Regions from separate parts of the Homo sapiens genome. Here all the other regions are linked to region 1. The links are chromatin loops, found by intact Hi-C in ENCODE. Cell type or tissue: A673. All regions are shown on one strand. Links, peaks and the distances in the headings refer to the core of each region. The heading gives the core; the rest is flanking DNA.

Evidence for each region. A loop is a pair of places that touch in the nucleus more often than their neighbours do. Peaks named below come from ENCODE experiments on the same cell type or tissue, not always from the same donor. Only the 100,000 strongest peaks of a DNase experiment are listed, where the experiment ranks them.
Region 2: a loop joins it to region 1, with 2.7 times the contacts of the local background. A loop is called at or near these places in 16 of 110 quality-filtered maps.
Region 3: it touches region 1 in a loop (3-fold over the local background); 14 of 110 quality-filtered maps call a loop at or near these places.

What each region holds. Positions count from the first base shown.
Region 1 is chr15:44,908,037-44,914,024 of GRCh38, forward strand. No RefSeq gene overlaps it. Among named protein-coding and RNA genes, the nearest start is that of TERB2, 46 kb to the right of the region's middle. In A673, for the core only: no CTCF peak of the experiment used is centred there; DNase peaks (open chromatin) are centred at 1,465, 2,885, 3,305, 4,355 and 2 weaker places; H3K4me3 peaks cover 454 bases; H3K27ac peaks cover 5,000 bases.
Region 2 is chr15:44,851,107-44,857,094 of GRCh38, forward strand. LOC105370798 (a long non-coding RNA gene) reads left to right here and starts at 3,451. Exons shown (of 2, transcript XR_932185.3): 1 at 3,451-3,533; 2 at 5,557-5,668. It also overlaps the pseudogene SORD2P. In A673, for the core only: a CTCF peak has its summit at 2,420 (motif pointing right); a DNase peak (open chromatin) is centred at 2,425; H3K27ac peaks cover 1,465 bases.
Region 3 is chr15:44,590,715-44,595,714 of GRCh38, forward strand. It overlaps SPG11 (SPG11 vesicle trafficking associated, spatacsin), which reads right to left. Exons shown (of 40, transcript NM_025137.4): 26 at 4,545-4,745; 27 at 1,617-1,724. Among named protein-coding and RNA genes, the nearest start is that of EIF3J, 56 kb to the left of the region's middle. RefSeq lists an enhancer at 2,365-2,464. In A673, for the core only: a CTCF peak has its summit at 2,449 (motif pointing right); a DNase peak (open chromatin) is centred at 2,467; H3K27ac peaks cover 634 bases.

The DNA of each region.
Region 1 (5,988 bases), core at 528-5,527:
GTGCCTAGTAAAATTTTATAGACTCACAGATCTGGAAGGTCCCTTAGAGATCTATTATTCCAGACCACTCATTTATAATATTAACAATTATCTTTGAAGGTGGTTTTGTTTGTTTGTTTGTTTTTTGAGACAGTGTCTTACTCTGTCATCCAGGCGTACAGTGGTGTGATCACAGCTCACTGCAGCCTTGAACTCCTGGGCTCAGGTGATCCCCCTACTTCAGCCTCCTGGGTAGCTGAGACTACAACAGGCACATTCAGCTAATGTTTTGTATTTTTCGTACAGACAAGGTTTTGCCATGTTGCCCGGGCTGGTCTCAAACTCCTGGACTCAAGCTATTCTGCCATGGCTTCTCAAAGTGCTAGGATTACAGGCATGAGCCACCACACCTGGCCTGGAGGTGGTATTTTAAGGGCCTTTTTCTTTTTTTTATTTATATGGTGTTTAATTTTTTATAAGAACACATCACACATAGTCAGAAAAATAAACTTAAAGATGGTTATTTCTGCTAAGACAAGTCAATGAAGGAAAAAATAGTCATTTCAACAAATGGTGCTGGAACAACTGAATATCCACATGCCAAAGAATGAATCTGGACTCCTACCTCAAACTATACTAACTCAAATCATAGACCTAAATGTAAAAATTAAAACTGTAAAACTCTTAGAATGTAGGAGTAAATCTTCATGATCTTAGGTTGGGCAATGGTTTCTTAGGTACAAACCAAAGGCACAATCAACAAAAGAAAGTATAGATAAATTGGACTTCATCAAAATTAAAAACTGTGTGTTGCAAACAATGTCATCAAGAAAGCAAAAAAAAAAAAATCCATGAATAGGAGAAAATATTTGCAAATCATATATATGATAAAGTACTTGTATCCAGAATATATAAAGAACTCTTATAATTCATTAACAAAAAGACAATTAACCCAGATTAAAAATGGCAAAGGAGGTGAATAGAAAGATATTCTATTCTTTCTATTCAATATTCTTCAGAAGATATTGAAGTATATTCAATATCTTCTTTTATTGGCTTCTTTTTTATCTCCAAAGAAGATACAAAAAATAGCCAGGCTGGGCACTGTGGCTAACGCCTGCAATCCCAACACTTTGGGCAGCTGAGATGGGTGGATCACTTGAGTCCAGGAGTTCAAGACCAGCCTGGGTGACATGGCAAAACCCTGTCTCTACAAAAAAAAAAATTAGCCAAGCATGGTGGCCTTGCCTGTAGTCCCAGCTACTCAGGAGGCTGAGCCAGGAGGATTGGTTGAGCCCAGGAGGTGGAGGTTTCCATGAGCCAAGATCATGTCACTGCATTCCAGCCTAGGTGATAGAGTGAGAACCCATCTCAAAAAAAAAAAAAAAAAAAAAAAGAGGGAGAGATAGCCAATAAGCACATGAAAAGATGTTCCATATTATTAGCCATTAGAGAAATGCAAATCACAAGAGACCACTTAACACCCACTAGGATGGCTATATTTAAAAAGACAGATAAATGTTGTTGAGGATGTGAAGAAATTAGAACCCTTATTCATTGCTGGTGGGTATGAAAATGGTGTAGCTACTTTGAAAAACAGTTGGCACTTCCTCAAAACGTTAAACATAGTTATTAGATGACCCAGCAATTCCACTCTTAGATATATACGCAATAGAAAAAAAAACATATATCCACATAAAAATGAAATGTTCATAGCAGCATTATTCATAGTAGATAAAAAGTGGAAAGACTTAAATGTCCATCAGTTGATGAATAGGTAAATACAATGTAGTATATCCATACAATGGAATATTATTATACTTAGCAATAAAAAGTAATGAAGTACTGATACATGCTTTAACATAAATGAACCTGGAATACATTATGCTAAGTGAAAGAAGCTAGTCACAAAACAGCATATATTGTATGATTCCATTCATATAAAATGTCCAGAATAGGAAAATATATATAAATAGAAAGTAGATTCATGGTTGCCTAGGGCTGGGGTGTGTGTTGGGGGCATGGGGAGTAACTGCTAATGGTCAAGGGGATGATGGAAATGTTCTAAAATGTTCTTTTGGGAATGATGAGAATGTTCTAAAATCAGACTGTGGCGATGATTGTACAACTCTGTAAATGCTCTAAAAACCATTGAATTGTACACTTTATATGAGTGAATTGTAAGGTCTATGAATTATATCTTAATAAAGCAGTTAAAGGAAAAATGGCTATTCCATTAAACTGGAATAGCAATATGATTTAAGATGCCATTCTATCTATTCATTATTAAACATTGAGGTTAATTTCAGTTTTTCACTCTGCTAAATAATAGTGTAACCAAGCACGCCATTACAAAGAACTTTTTACTAAAGCTGCTATAAATCTAATAAATATGTGATGTCACTAAAGTCACCTACCTCACTTTAAGGTTACAAATCTGTCAATACTTTACAGATGTAAATAAATGGTATCTTCCACACAATTCTCACCCATAGACCAAGGTCAACAGCTTGCCCTTAAACCTCAATTATAATTGGTTTGGCAATAATAGACAAAAATATAGTGACTTAAACAAAACAGAAGTTTGTTTGTCTGTCACATAAGTCTAGAGGTAGGCAGCCCAAGGCTGGGATGGCAGATTTCTACACAATATCCTCAGGATCTCAGGCTCTTTTCAGTCCACTGCTTTGCCAACCCTAGGGTATGGTTCTTGCTCTTATGGACTGAAATGGTAACTACCACATCCTCTAAGTAACAGGCTGAAAGAACACAGAAAGAATGGGAGTGGAAGGAAAGGGAGACAAAGAGTATGTGCCAAGGCCTTTAAGAAAAGTTCCCGGATTCCATTTCTTCTGTATATCCATTGGCTAAACCACTGTGACAGCCATACTTAATTTCAAGTGGAACTGAGAATATATTCTTTATTCTTGGTAGCATGTGCTTAGATAGAAATTAGGGGTTCTGGGGCCAGGTGTGGTAGCTCATGCCCATAATCCCAGCACTTTAGGAGGCTGAGACAGGAGGATTGCCTGAGCCCAGGTGTTTGAGACCAGCCTATAGGCAATATAGTGAGACCCTGTTTCTAGAAAAATATTTAAAAATTAGCCAGGTGTAGTGGTATATGCCTATAGTCCTAGCTACTTGAGAGGCTGAGGTGGGAGGACTGCTTGAATCCAGGAGTTCAAGGTGATTGCACCACTGCACTCCAGCCTGGTGAAACAAGAAAGAAAAGAAAAGGAAAAGAAGAGAGAGGAAGGAAGGAAGGAAGGAAGGAAGGAAGGAAGGAAGGAAGGAAGGAAGGAAGGAAGGAAATTAGGGGTTCTATATCATTATGGAAAAAAGAGAAACAGACATTCAGAAATTAACTGGCAGACTTGGCCAATGACTCATAATGTATCTAATTACAGAAAACACTACCAAAAGCTAGAAAAAAAATCTAGTCACAAAGGATGAAATAACTAAGATGAACTACACACTAAATTAAACAGTTTAGGAAATGACTATGCTTAATACTTGAAAGCATCAGAGAAGACATGCTTTCAAAAGGATGGAGAAATAAAAGTTCTAAAGTGAGGAGAACATTTTTTTCTTTTTTTTTTCTTTTTTTGAGACGGAGTTTCCCTCTGTCTCCAGGCTGGAGTTCAGTGGCACGATCTCGGCTCACTGCAACCTCTGCCTCCCAGGTTCAAAGGATTCTCTGGCCTCAGCCTCCCGAGTAGCTGGGATTATAGGCATTTGCCGCCACGACCAGCTAATTTTTGTATTTTTAGTAGAGACTGGGTTTCACCTTGTTGGCCAGGATGGTCTCAATCTCCTGACTTCGTGATCCACTCACCTTAGCCTCCCAAAGTGCTGGGATTACAGGTATGAGCCACTATGCCTGGCCAGAGAACACTTTTAATAAGGATAGTCAGAGGCATTATCCATCAGCTACATTAAAGCAAGTTTTAAAAAACGGTTACATGAGCAATAATTAAGATCATATTGCTTTTCACTTCCCATTAAAACAATAAACTTAAAATAGTTCAACTTTGCTTATTTTATTTTTTCATATGCTTCTAATTCCTGGAAGGCTTATGTTATCACTGATTTTATTGTGTCTGACAATATTTCAAAGATATAGGTTACATTTTGCTTTACTATATACATTGAAAGATACAATCACTTTGGGAAACAAACCAAAAAAAGTGTTTCATTATAATTTTAAATTTACACATGCATAATATATCAGAAAAATACTGGATACTCTCTTTCAAGAAATTCCAACATACACAACTTGGTGTACATTTACTTAATCCTCTTAGTCATTAATTTAAGATCTACAGACAGGCTTGGTTTCTATACAAGAAACAGTCAATGGTATGTAACTACAATAAAGTATTCAGGAGAAATGCGTTTCAGGGAAAGATAATTAAGATTTAAGGTTTTTGTCTTTTCTGTTTTTTTGTGTAATTTACAAGATCTGAAGGGCTTAACCACAGATGTGAATATAAATAAGGAAAAGTTATCATATGGAAAAAATATAAATTCTCAAATGCTGATGCCAAAAGTAGTGTTAAAATTTTGTCTTATGAAATTTATGTCATGGGAGAAGGGCCAGGGCCAGGGCCCACATATACCTAAATGGTCCAAGCACTAAAAAAGTGTGCATTTTCTTTAGATAATTCTATAGCTGGTATTCACTTGCTTGGAAGAAGTACAGTTCTAAGATGATAGCTTCACAAATAACACTGTCATTTATAAGTCACAAAAATGTAATAAACCAGTCAGACTCTATATAGCATGGCCATATGAATAAAGATAACAAACTGCCTTCTTGAAATCACTACAACTCAATACTAATGAAACTGTCTAGGGTCAATGGTCTTGTAGTCTGAGGTGTTATCTGAGCTCATTGTCTCACAACCAAGAAAATTAAGGAGCCTGGACACAAGGGTGAGGTTGGAGCAAAACTTTTATAAGCAAAAGAAAGAAAGCTCTCCACAGTGGAGAAGGGACCCGAGTGGGCTGCTGTTTTTACAGTTGAATCCAAAAGCTTTTATGTGAAACTCCCCTCAACTCTGTAGCTGTTTGTGTAACTTCCCTTATCTATGAAGCTGTGTATGTAACTCTCCTTATCTGTGTATGTCTTGGGTAAACACAAAGTGCAGCTTCTCTTGTTTGTGTAACTGTGGGTCTGTTTTAGGTAAGCTCCCCACCTCCGTGTGCAAGTTCCCACGGAGCTCACCACATAAATGCCTGAAAAGGGGAGGAAATTTTTTCCTGAGAGCCTGCTAATCACACAAAGAACAAAGGCTCTATGCTGGGCCTTGCTTTCTTATCAGTGCAGCTGCCATTTGGTTTTTCCCCAGGCTACTCTATTTATGCCTGTAGCTGTGATTTTTTCAGGCTCTTTCTCAGAGGACTAGCCTTAGTGGTCTGCCTAACTGATTTTTCCTTTTCTTCTCCCTCACTATTTCAGCTTATTTAAAAGGCAAGCATGTTGGCTTGTTTCTGGGTCTGCTTTGCGGATCTGCAGTTGTATTGTGCCTGGCACATAAGCTACAGAATTTGCTATTTGGGAGAGTGGGGAGGTACTTGCCTAGAAAATCAAGATGGTTGTGTTCCAATTCTGTTTTGGCCCCCAGTTAGTCCCCCTAAGTAAGACATCTTCTCAAGGTCCTTATTTCCTCATTAAAAACAATAAGTGAACGGGACTCGTTCTTTAAGTTCCTTTCTAAAACTGTGATTCTAAGGTGACTTGCAGGTTCATCTAACAAGACATAACACTCATAGTCTGTTTATGTTAAGTCACTTTTGAAACCTGCACGTTGTGCACAGGTACCCTAAAACTTAAAGTATAATAAAAATAAAAAAGAAAAAAAAAGAAATATTATCAGAAACCATCCAACATGATATATGAATTATTAAAATGTTTTTCTCCATTATGTTTCAAGTCAGAGACAGTAATTCAGAACTCCACTAGCATCCTATTTTTTTTTTTTTTTTTTGAAATGGAGTCTCACTCTG
Region 2 (5,988 bases), core at 411-5,410, 57 kb before region 1:
TGGCATTTGAGGGGCCCCTTGGGAACACATAAGACCTGCATTTTGGCCCCTCTCACAGGTTCAAAAGTAATCTGAGCTATTCTGGTGTTCACAGCTAGTAGTAGTAGCAGTAGCAGCAGTAGTTGTAGTAGTGTTGGTTTACTAAGCCTTCTTTCCTCATTGTCAACAGGCTAGGAAAGTCCTAGTGACAAGGAAGGCCACTGAGTGGCCAAATCAATCCAAGTGTTCATTTTATTCTTTGAAGGTAATCAAGAAAAGAGATGTACCCAGGCGCAGTGGCTCATGCCTGTAATCCCAGCACTTTGGGAGGCTGATGCGGGCAGATCACTTGAGGTCAGGAGTTTGAGACCAGCCTGGCCAACATGGTGACACCCATCTCTACCAAAAATACAAAAATTAGCCGGGCGTGGTGGCACGTGCTTGTAGTCTCAGCTACTCAGCAGGCTGAGGCAGGAGAATTGCTTGAACCCGGGAGATGGAGGTAGCAGTGAGCCCAGATTGTGCCACTGCACTTCAGCCTGGGTGACAGGGTGAGACTCTGTCTCAAAAAAAAAAAAAAAAAAAAAAAAAAAAAGAGAGACAGAGAGAGATGGAAATGTTCACAGCACCTGTCATGTGCCAGACAGTGGGCTAGACTCTATCCTCACCATACCACTTAGTTTGGAAATGAGAAACTCGAAGCTGGGAAGTTAAATAACTTGGTCAAGGTCATGCTACCAGAGAGTGGATGAAGCCTGCTTCCACTGTACCCTACTGTAGCCCCAAGGTGGAATATGACTTTTCTCCTTCAGGGGTGGTGCAAAGAGCTGCCAAACAAGTGATGAGAATGTCAGAGCTGAGCCCCATGAAGAAAACTCTGGGAGGAGGCACTGTTCAAAGCTTACCTCCTTCCAAAAGGGCCTAACTAGCTACTTTCATAGGCAGCCCCACCGCACTAAACAACACCAAAGGACAAATGCTGCTCGGTACTATCACCGTGCTTAGTGATCAGTGGCTTTTTATTTTTTCCTAACAAGATAATAAACACCTTGAAGCCAAAGACCACGCCTTCCATCTCTTTAGCACCAGGTACACTGCTTGGCCCCAAACTCAAGTGTTTGTACTTGTTAAATAACCACTATCCAAACTAGTGTTTCCAAGGAAGGTCAGAGGTTTTCACTTATGTCAAGTTACCAGCCCTTTCTGTTGAAGAGGCTCAGTGCTAATTTGAACCTCTTCTCCCATGAAACAAAGCTCAAAGCTTTAATGTTATTGCTGCCTAGCTGATATTGCTCAATGGCTTCTTTATGTCAGGTACGGTGTGCTTTACAGGCATTACCTCATTTAATACTCACAGAAACCCTACATGGTACATCCTACTATTGTCCCTTTTTCATATGATGAGACTGAGGAACCCACCCATGGTAACACTAAGGCAGTAAACGGTGGAGCTGCATCCAAAGCAGCCTGATGGGGGCAAAAGGGCTTAAGGGAGTTTTTTTTTATCTCTTGATAATTTAGACTGGCTACATCGGAAGGAAGGAAGGAAGGAGGGAAGGAAGGAAGGGAGGATGGGAGGGAGGGAGGTAATCAGTCTAGAAATAGCCACCTTATGATAGCTGATTGTCACCAAAACCTTCCTTAAAGTTGTTGCTGGTCCCACATCAGACATCAGTGACCGCTGTGTAAAGCGATCCTTCTGTTATACCAAGTGGATTTTTTTTTGTTTTTTTTACTTTAAGTTCTGGGATACATGTGCAGAACCTGAGGTTTGTTACATAAGTATACATGTGCCATGCTGGTTTGCTGCACCTATTAACCCATCACCTAGGTTTGAAGCCCCACATGCATTAGGTATTTGTCCTAATGCCCTCCCTCCCCTTGCCCCGCACCCCCCGACAGGCCTCAGTGTGTGATGTTACCCTCCCTGTGCCCGTGTGTTCTCATTGTTCAACTCCCACTTATGAGTGAGAACATGTGGTATTTGGTTTTCTGTTTCTGTGTTAGTTTGCTGAGAAGGATGGCTTCCAGCTTCATCCATGTCCCTGAAAAAGACATGATCTCATTCTTTTTTATGGCTGCATTATACTGCGTGAAATGTTGAACTGCAGGTTAAATTGAAACTAAAGACTAAGGCCTTTATTTCAAACATGGGAGAGCACCCCACCTTCCCTGCTAAAGGCACTAGTAGGCAAATTCACAGACACTGAAAGACAGTTCCACAGCATACAATTCATAGCCTTGCCTCCAGCCAGGCCAGACCTGAACGCCCCATTTCAAGGTGGAGAGGTGGTAAGACTAAAGCTTAGAACAACAGTCATGCACACCAAGTAGGCCCTGGGTCACTAGAGAGAACACTACTGTAAATATTTGTTCAAGTTAACGGAGCTGAACAACTGTGCTCCTACCACACAGCAAAGCTGCAGTGACTCTCCCAGACACTAGAGGGTGCTGTGCCCACAGCCTGTGCTGTGCCTATAACGGAACACGCTTGATGGAGAAGTTCAAATAAATTCTTCTCCCTGCACACCAACTTTCTTTTTCCATTCTTTTTCTGGCTGATTCTAATTACCCTTGCAACTCAGGCTTGTCTCCTGCCTCCTGTCTCTGTAGGAGACATGCTACCTGAGCACAAAACCATTTTAACATCAGCCTGTAGGTTTGTAAATATTGCCCTAAGCACACTGTGGAGACTACAATGTTTTAGGAAGTTACTGCAGCATGGTTGCTCAAAACCTTGCTTTTCATGTTTCCTTGCCATGATGTTGGCCACAATCCTCTGTTTGCTTAATCCTTTTCTGTCTCAGATACTCTTCCATTTATCCAATTTCTCATGTACCAAAGTTTCTTAGCTCCTCTGAGATCCCGAACTTTCACTTTTATCTCCACAGCTCCTTTTTTTCTCATTCCCAAGGGTTTTGTCATCTCAATCATATTCAAGGTTTCCTAAAGGAATTTCTTTCTTTCTTTATTTTATTTATTTATTTATTTATTTTTTGTAACTCATCAGCAGTCCCTGATGTCAGATGTCGCTGCACTCAGGCTAGAGTGCAGTGGCATGATCTCGGCTCACTGCAGCCTCGACCTCCTGAACTCAAGTGATCCTCCCATCCTCCCACCTCAGGCTCCCGAGTAGCTGGGATTACAGGTGCGTGCCACGCCGCGTGGCTAATTTTTTTCTATTTTTGGTAGAGATGTGGTTTCATCATGTTGGCCAGGCTGGTCTCGAACTCCTGGCCTCAAGTGATCTGCCTGCCTCTGCCTCCCAAAGTGCTGGGATTACAGGTGTGAGCCACCATGCCCGGCCGAAATTCTTATCTTTTAATGAGTGACTGTACAAGAGGGTAAAAAGGAATTGAGTAATTTTTCTTTACCATAGTTGTGTGAGTTTTCCAGCATATTTCACTTCAAGTCAGAAATACATATCTGAATCACATATATACTCTCCCTTCTATCCCCTTCAGCTCCTCCCGCTGCCCTACCAGCCCACTCCTGAAGTAACTCATGGAAATACTTCAGGAAGTACTCTCTGCGGGGACATGGAATCATCTCAGGTACCTCTCACATACTAAATGTTACCTTGCTTTTCCTAAATACATTTTTTACATTAGCCTAAATATATATTTTCTAGCTATGTCATCATTGGTCCCTTTTCCTCTACTTCCACCTGCATAACTGAGTTGATTCCCTCAACACGTCTTGCTTGGGTTGTAGCAACAGCCTCAACACAAGCAGAAATGGAAGGAAGATGCCTTTTCCCTCCTCCAGCCAACCTGAGTGGCACAGTGAACTCAGACTCTGGAACTGCCTGTCAACATGCAACCCAGGCTTCCCCCACCAGCTGCGTGACCTCAGGGTAGTTATGTAACCCCTGTGTGCCCCAATTTCCTCCTTCATATAATGATAATCATGAAAGGGAATGCCGACTCAGTAAATACGTTCACTCTTATTACAAAAGAAGTAAAATCAAAGTTCTTTTTCCATAATTAGTTCACACTATGGTTGAACCAACCCTGGACAATCTTGTCCTTTTGATAAGAGTAAAGCATGTTAAATAGAAATTACAGGAGGCCACTGTTTTGCTTCTGCACAGCGCCCCAAGAGAACAGAATTAAAAACCCAAAATGGAGCCACTCATACTAAAGTTCCACATCATCAAAGCAAAACTAAGTTCTTATATGACCTTCAGAGAAATCAGGAGAGATAATAGCCAAATATCCCAAACAGGCCAGTTTCAGTCAGCATGATAATAAAGTTCCCTCTACTTTAATCCTTACCAAAAAATAAAAAATAATGACCTGAAGAAACCTGATCTTAACCAATCAGTTATTTTTCTGTTGTTCTATTTCCCTGTTCCCACCTTACAAGGAAAATAACCGAAATGACCAATCTGCTTTTTCTTGTGTTTCTGCTTTCTTTAGCTCTTTTCTGTTTGTAAAACCAACCTCCTCTGTTTACCTCACTGGAACACAGGCTATTTTATGGAATGAAGTGTTGCCCAATTCTAGAATTGCAAATAAAGCCAAAGAAAATCTTTTAAATTAAATTGCAGTCATTTTATCTTTTGACAAGTATTTTAAATTATTTTGTGGAAAAGTTGTGTTCTGCATCCTGGATTCAACCAAACCTGAGGTCAAAAATATTCAAAAAATAAAAAACAGCAATACAACAATAAAACATAATGCAAATGAATAATATTGTATAACAATTATTTACAGAGCATTTACATTGTGTTAGGTATTAGAGGTAATCTAGGGGGATTTAAAGTAGATGCGAGGATGCATGTAGGTTATATGCAAATACTAGACCATTTTATTACATACAAGGGACTTGAGAATCCTTGGATTCTGGCATCCACAAAGGGTTCCTGGAGCCAATCCTTCCCCTACTCCAGGATACCGAGGACAACTGTATTCTCATGGTTTTCATATCAACATTAAGAAAATCTGACCACTCTACAAGGCTGGCATTTGGAAGAAAGTGAAGGGATTCTAGCAGTTTTTAGGCTTGACTCTGCCAGTTGTGGAAAGAGTGCAATGTGCTCCCACTGTCTTCGGGTGGGGGACAGCTAGCAGTGTGTGGGGAAAGTGCTAGTCTCATCCCAGATGCACAGCAGTCACCTGCTCCCTGCTGCCAAGCCTCCTGTGGGCCTGTGGAGGGCTGCCCTGCACACCTGCAGGGCGCAAGAGACCCTGTTTTTCTTCCTTTCCTCTTCCATTTTCCCTTTCCCTTGAGTGCCTGAAGCGTGTTTTAAGGGTGGGAGGAAAATTCAAAGGTTTCCCAATTGGCTATTTTGTCATGAGAGGCTTTGTTCTAGCCGTGTTGGTCCTGGCAAACTTGAGGTCAAAGTAGGAGGTAGAATTTCCTCCCAAGGTCCAATGAGCTGGTCTCCAGCCCAAGCTCTCCTGGCTCCATTCAACTTTGTTCTGCTGATAACAATCTTGCTGAAATGCAAATCTGTATCAAGTCACCAGTGACCCTGGAGACTCCTAAACCCCTCACCTGGTGGCCACCACACCCCCATTTCACCTCCAACTACACCCATTTCCCATTGCCTAATCCCTCTCCTTCTTTCAGATCCCGCAGGAGGTGGGAATTGAGGCATCTGGGATGACTTCTGAATTCCTACAAGAATTACGAGACACTTAGGTTTGGACATGCTGGGACTGAGGTGTCTTGGGACATCCAGGTAGGGCTATTGATATATAATAATGTTTTGTGATTCTAAATGTCTCAAAATGGAGTCTTCTTTTTCTTCTAGTTATTGTTTTATAAAAATATATTGTGGTAAAATACATAACATAAAATCTACCATCTTAAATCTTTTTAAGTGTATAATTCAATATTGTTGTCTATATTCACATTGTTATACAACAGATCTCTAGAATTTCACATCTTGTAAACCTGAAACTGAATACCTGTTAAGTAACAACTGCCCATTTTACCCCCTCAGCAGCCCTTAACAAACACCATTCTACTTTTTGTGAGTTTGGCTACTTATTTCATATA
Region 3 (5,000 bases), core at 1-5,000, 320 kb before region 1:
CTGGGCGTTTTGGTGGAATAGAAACTTAACTGCCGGGTTTCAAAACACGTATATGTTAATAGGCACCAAAAACTTATAATTCAGTACCTCTGTGCCTAGTGCTGAGTTAGGCCCTAGTCTTGGCTGAATACTTCCTGTATACTTCTGAACACACCATAAAAGTCATTCTGAAGGTAAGTTTAACATGCAGGGCTTTTTGGCTGTGACGTAGGTTTTAGAAGACAATATTCCCTTCAATGGAATTCTCAAGACTGCCAAGATCTTAAATTAAGGAATGGTTTATAAAATCATGTGTCACATTACTGCTATCTTCTTACCTCTATTTGGAATGAATTTCCTTCTCTACTGTCTTTCCTATGCCCTATGTGGTCCTCCCTGTCCATTTCTCATCCTCTTCTCTTAAATTCCAATAGGACTTACCTACTCTAAGTAAAAAGATCATTTTGCTTTTGCAGCATCTCCCTTAATGCAAAGTTGTTTAAGGGAATTATTATGAGAAAGAACACTGGTAGTCAGCTCACTAAATTGCTACTATTCCTGCTTAGACACTGTTCCTGAATGTTTTCTATAACCATTCTGACTGGATTTTGATGTTTAGAAGAACAAAAGTTATATAATACTTCTATTCTTTTTTAAAAAATATTTCTCTTCTTGATTCTTTATCCTCCTGAGTGTCCTTGTTAAAATTAGCTGGGATTAGGGCATTAGTGCTTAGTCTTTATTTAATTACTTGTATACCTAACTCTGTTGCTCTAAGAAGAGGAACAAATGTGAACAGATGATGGAACTGGTTAAGCTGGTCAGGCAAGAATAAGAAGATACCTGGGAGGTAGCCAACTGGCCATAGGGAGTAATAGGCTAAGGAAATTAATGTGCCTATTTTCTGTGGTTTTAGAATCCTAGGCATATTCAAATAACTGATTTGGTATTTTCAAATATATAACTTTCAAATCTTCATTACAGTGAAGACCAGTGTGGCCGGACATGGTGGCTCATGCCTGTCATCCCAACACTTTGAGAGGCCGAGGCAGGAGGACTGCTTGAGGCAAGGAGTTCCAAACCAGCCTGGGCAACAAAGCAAGACTTCTTCTCTATAAAAAAAATATTAAAAATGATCGGGTGCAGTGGCTTACGCCTGTAATCCCAGCACTTCAGGAGGCTGAAGTGGGTGGATCACTTGAGGTCAGGAGTTCAAGACCAGCCTGACCAACATGGTGAAACCCTGTCTCTACTAAAAATACAAAACGTTAGCTGGGTGTGGTGGTGGGCACCTGTAATCCCAGCTACTCTGGAGGCTGAGGCAGGAGAATCGCTTGAACCTGGGAGGTGGAGGTTACAGTGAGCGGAGATCATGCCACCGCACTCCAGCCTGGGCGACAGAGCCAGACACTGTCTCAAAAAAAAAAAAAAAAAGATTAAAAATTAGCCACGCTACTTGGGAGGCTGAGGCAGGAGGATCCCTTGAGCCCAGGAGTTCAAGGCTGTAGTGAGCTGTGATCGTAACACTGTGCCTGAGTAACCGAGTGAGACACCAAGTCTTTAAACAAAAACAAAAAAGTCCATGCATGCCAACCAAGTGCAGATCAGTGAGAAAGAGCACCATAATTCCAACTTACCGTTTCAAGGCTCTTCTGAAACTCCAGAAGTTTAGCTTCAGCTTCTTTATAATTCCTGAAGAACATACACAGTTCATACATCTCCATCACCAGTAGTAACGGGGAATCCTTTGACAAAGAGTTTGAAAAAAATTACAAAATTTTGAACTTAATATTTTTTCAATGAATAATGCCAAATAAGAGAATGTTAAAAATGCTATTAATAAGGCAGGGCACAGTGGCTCATGCCTGTAATGCCAGCACTTTGGGAAGCCGAGCCAGTGGGATCACCTAAGGCCAGGAGTTCGAGACCACCCTGGCCAACATGATGAAACCCCATCTCTACTTAAAATATAAAAAAGTAGCCAGGCATGGTGGTGCATGCCTGCAATCACAGCTACTCCAGAGGCTGAGGCATGAGAATCACTTGAACCTGGGAGGTGGAGGTTGCAATGAGCCAAGACTGTGCCACTGCATTCCATCCTGGGCGACAGAGTGAGACTCTGTCTCAATAAATAAATAAATAAATAACATTAGCCAAGTGTGGTGGCATGTGCCTATAGTCCCAGCTACTCGGGAAGTTGAGGGAGGATCACTTGAGACCTAGAGGTTGTAGCTGTAGCTATGATCACATCACTGCACTCCAGCCTGGGCAACAGAGCAAGACTCTGCCTCAAAAAAAAAAAAAAGAAATGCTATTAGCAATAGCTTCACAGATTAAATCATGTACGTTAAAGTTAAATATAATTTCTTTTCCTTTTGGAAAAATGATACTCAGTCCAGTTATACCTACTCAACAATCAATTTTCTGTCTACTCTATACTTGGCCTATTGCACACAGGCAGGAAGCATTCCACTAGATGGTGCTATGACACCTTTATTATTATTTTTTATTATTTTTTTTGAGACATAGCCTCATTCTGTCGCCCAGGCTGGAGTGCAGTGGCATGATCACAGCTCACTCACTACAGCCTTGACCTCAGGTGATCCTCCCACCTCAGCTTCTAGAGTAGCTGGGACTAGAGGTGCGTGCCACCGTGCCCAACTAGTTTTTGTATTTTTTGTAGAGACGGGGTTCACTGTGTTGCCAGGCTGGTCTTGAACTCTTGGACTCAAGTGATCCATCCGCCTAGGCTTCCCAAAGGGCTGGCATTACAAGTGTGCGCTAGCATGCCCAGGCATAACATTTTAAACACACACACCTGGATAATCTGCTCTACTGATCCACCTTACCTACTGTTGCCTGTGGCACTGATTCATACATTTTATTGTTGTCAGTGGGAGTCGCTCAGTCAGATAATAGGAGTTCTGAATTAGAAAGTATGGCTCTGAACTGTAAATACACCACTTACTGAAGTATTTTGAGACCTTGGATAAGTTACTTAAGTTTTGTGAGCCTTGATTTATTAGTCTGTCAAATGAGAGCAACATCACTTCATAATATCTTTTTTTTTTTTTTTTTGAGACACGGTCTTGCTCTGTCACCCAGGCTGCAGTGCAGTGGTGTGATCTTGGCTCACTGCAACTTCCACCTTGCGGGTTCAAGTGATTCTCGTGCCTCAGCTTCCCAAGCAGCTGGGTTTACAGGTGCATCCTGCCACGCCCGGCTTTTTTCTTTTCTTTTTTTTTTTTGTATTTTTAGTAGAGACGGGGTTTTGCCATGTTGGCCAGGCTCATCACAAATTCCTGGCCTCAAATGATCCGCCCGTCTCAGCCTCCCAAAGTGCTGGGATTACAGGTGTGAGCCACCGTGCCTGGCCCATAATATCTAATATTATTTTCACATAGGATTATTGTGAAAACTCACTAAAATAATGTATAAAAAGCACCCTGAGGCTTGGAGCGGTGGCTCACGCCTGTAAATCCCAGCGCTTTGGGAGGCCGAGGTGGGAGGATCACGAGGTCAGGAGATTGAGACCAGCCTGGCCAACATGGTGAAACCCCGTCTCTACTAAAAATACAAAAAATTAGCTGGGCGTGGTGGCACGCGCCTGTAGTCCAAGCTACTCGGGAGGCTGAGGCAGGAGAATTGCTTGAACTCGGGAGGCGGAGGTTGCAGTGAGCCGAGATCGTGCCACTGCACTCCAGCCTGAGTGACAGAGCGAGACTCTGTCTCAAAACAAAAACAAAAACAAAAAACAAAAAACCACCCTGGGCCAGGTGTGGTGACTGATGCCTGTAATCCCAGTGCTCTGGGAAGATGAGGCAGGAGGATCACTGAGCCCAAGAGTTCAAGACTAGCCTAGCCTGGTCAACATGGCAAAACCCTGTCTCTATTAAAAATGCGAAAAAAAAAAAAAAAAAAAAGCCAGGCATGGTGGTGTGTGCCTGTTTTCCTAGCCATCTGGGAGGCTGAGTTGGGAGGATCACCTGAGCCTTGGAGGTTGAGGCTGGAGTGAGCCTTATTATGACACTGAACTACAACCTTACAACCTGGATGACAGAGTAGGACCCTGTCTCAAAAAACAAAATAAAATAAATACGACTTTGCTAAGTAAATGGTACTTTTGTTGTTGTTGTTGTTTTTGAGACAGTCTTGCCCTGTCATCCAGGCTGGAGTGCAGTGGCACGATCTCGGCTCACTGCAACCTCCACCTCCCAGGTTCAAGCAATTATCCTGCCTCAGCCTCCTGAGTAGCTGGGATTACAGGCCCACGCCACCATGCCTGGCTAATTTTTGTATTTTTAGTAGAGACAGGGTTTCACCATGTTGAACAGGCTGGTCTCAAACTCCTGACCTCAAGTGATCCACCCGCCTCAGCCTCCCAAAGTGCTGGGATTACAGGCGTGAGCCACTGCGCCTGGCCAGTAAGTGGTACTTCTAATATTATCATCATTATCTGTTGTTGGCTAAAAAAAAATCCAGGGATGGAAATAAGAAAAAGCCAAGAAGGGATATGCTGAAGTAATCTCTTAAGCTCTGGAAAGAAGTGAAGCAACTATCACTACCTTAAAGAAAAGCTGGAAACCTCTGATGAGAGTTTTGCTCTTTTGTCTTGTTAATAATGTTCTCCAGATGACTGAAAGATCCTCAAGGTTCCAGGTATGGTCCTCTGTTGAGTCCTGAATGTGTCCCATTGCTTCAGTTGCAACATTGTCCTCCACAGAAGTGATGATCCAAACACAGAGACAAGAAATGGCACTGGCACCCTGCCACGGGATAAATAAAATAACAACTAGGCCTGGATTACCTGGCAAATGTACAAATACTACAGATGGATATTTCCTGTTTAGAATAAGTCACCCAACTTAATTAGTTAAAATGGCTTGAAAAGCCTTCAAACATGAAACAAACTAATGAGCAACCAAGGGACTGTTCTAAACTGTCCTGCAGAGTGTTGCAGGTCACAAGACCAAGAAGCAGACAGAAGGGGGTATATGCAAAAGTCAGGGAAGTACTAATCA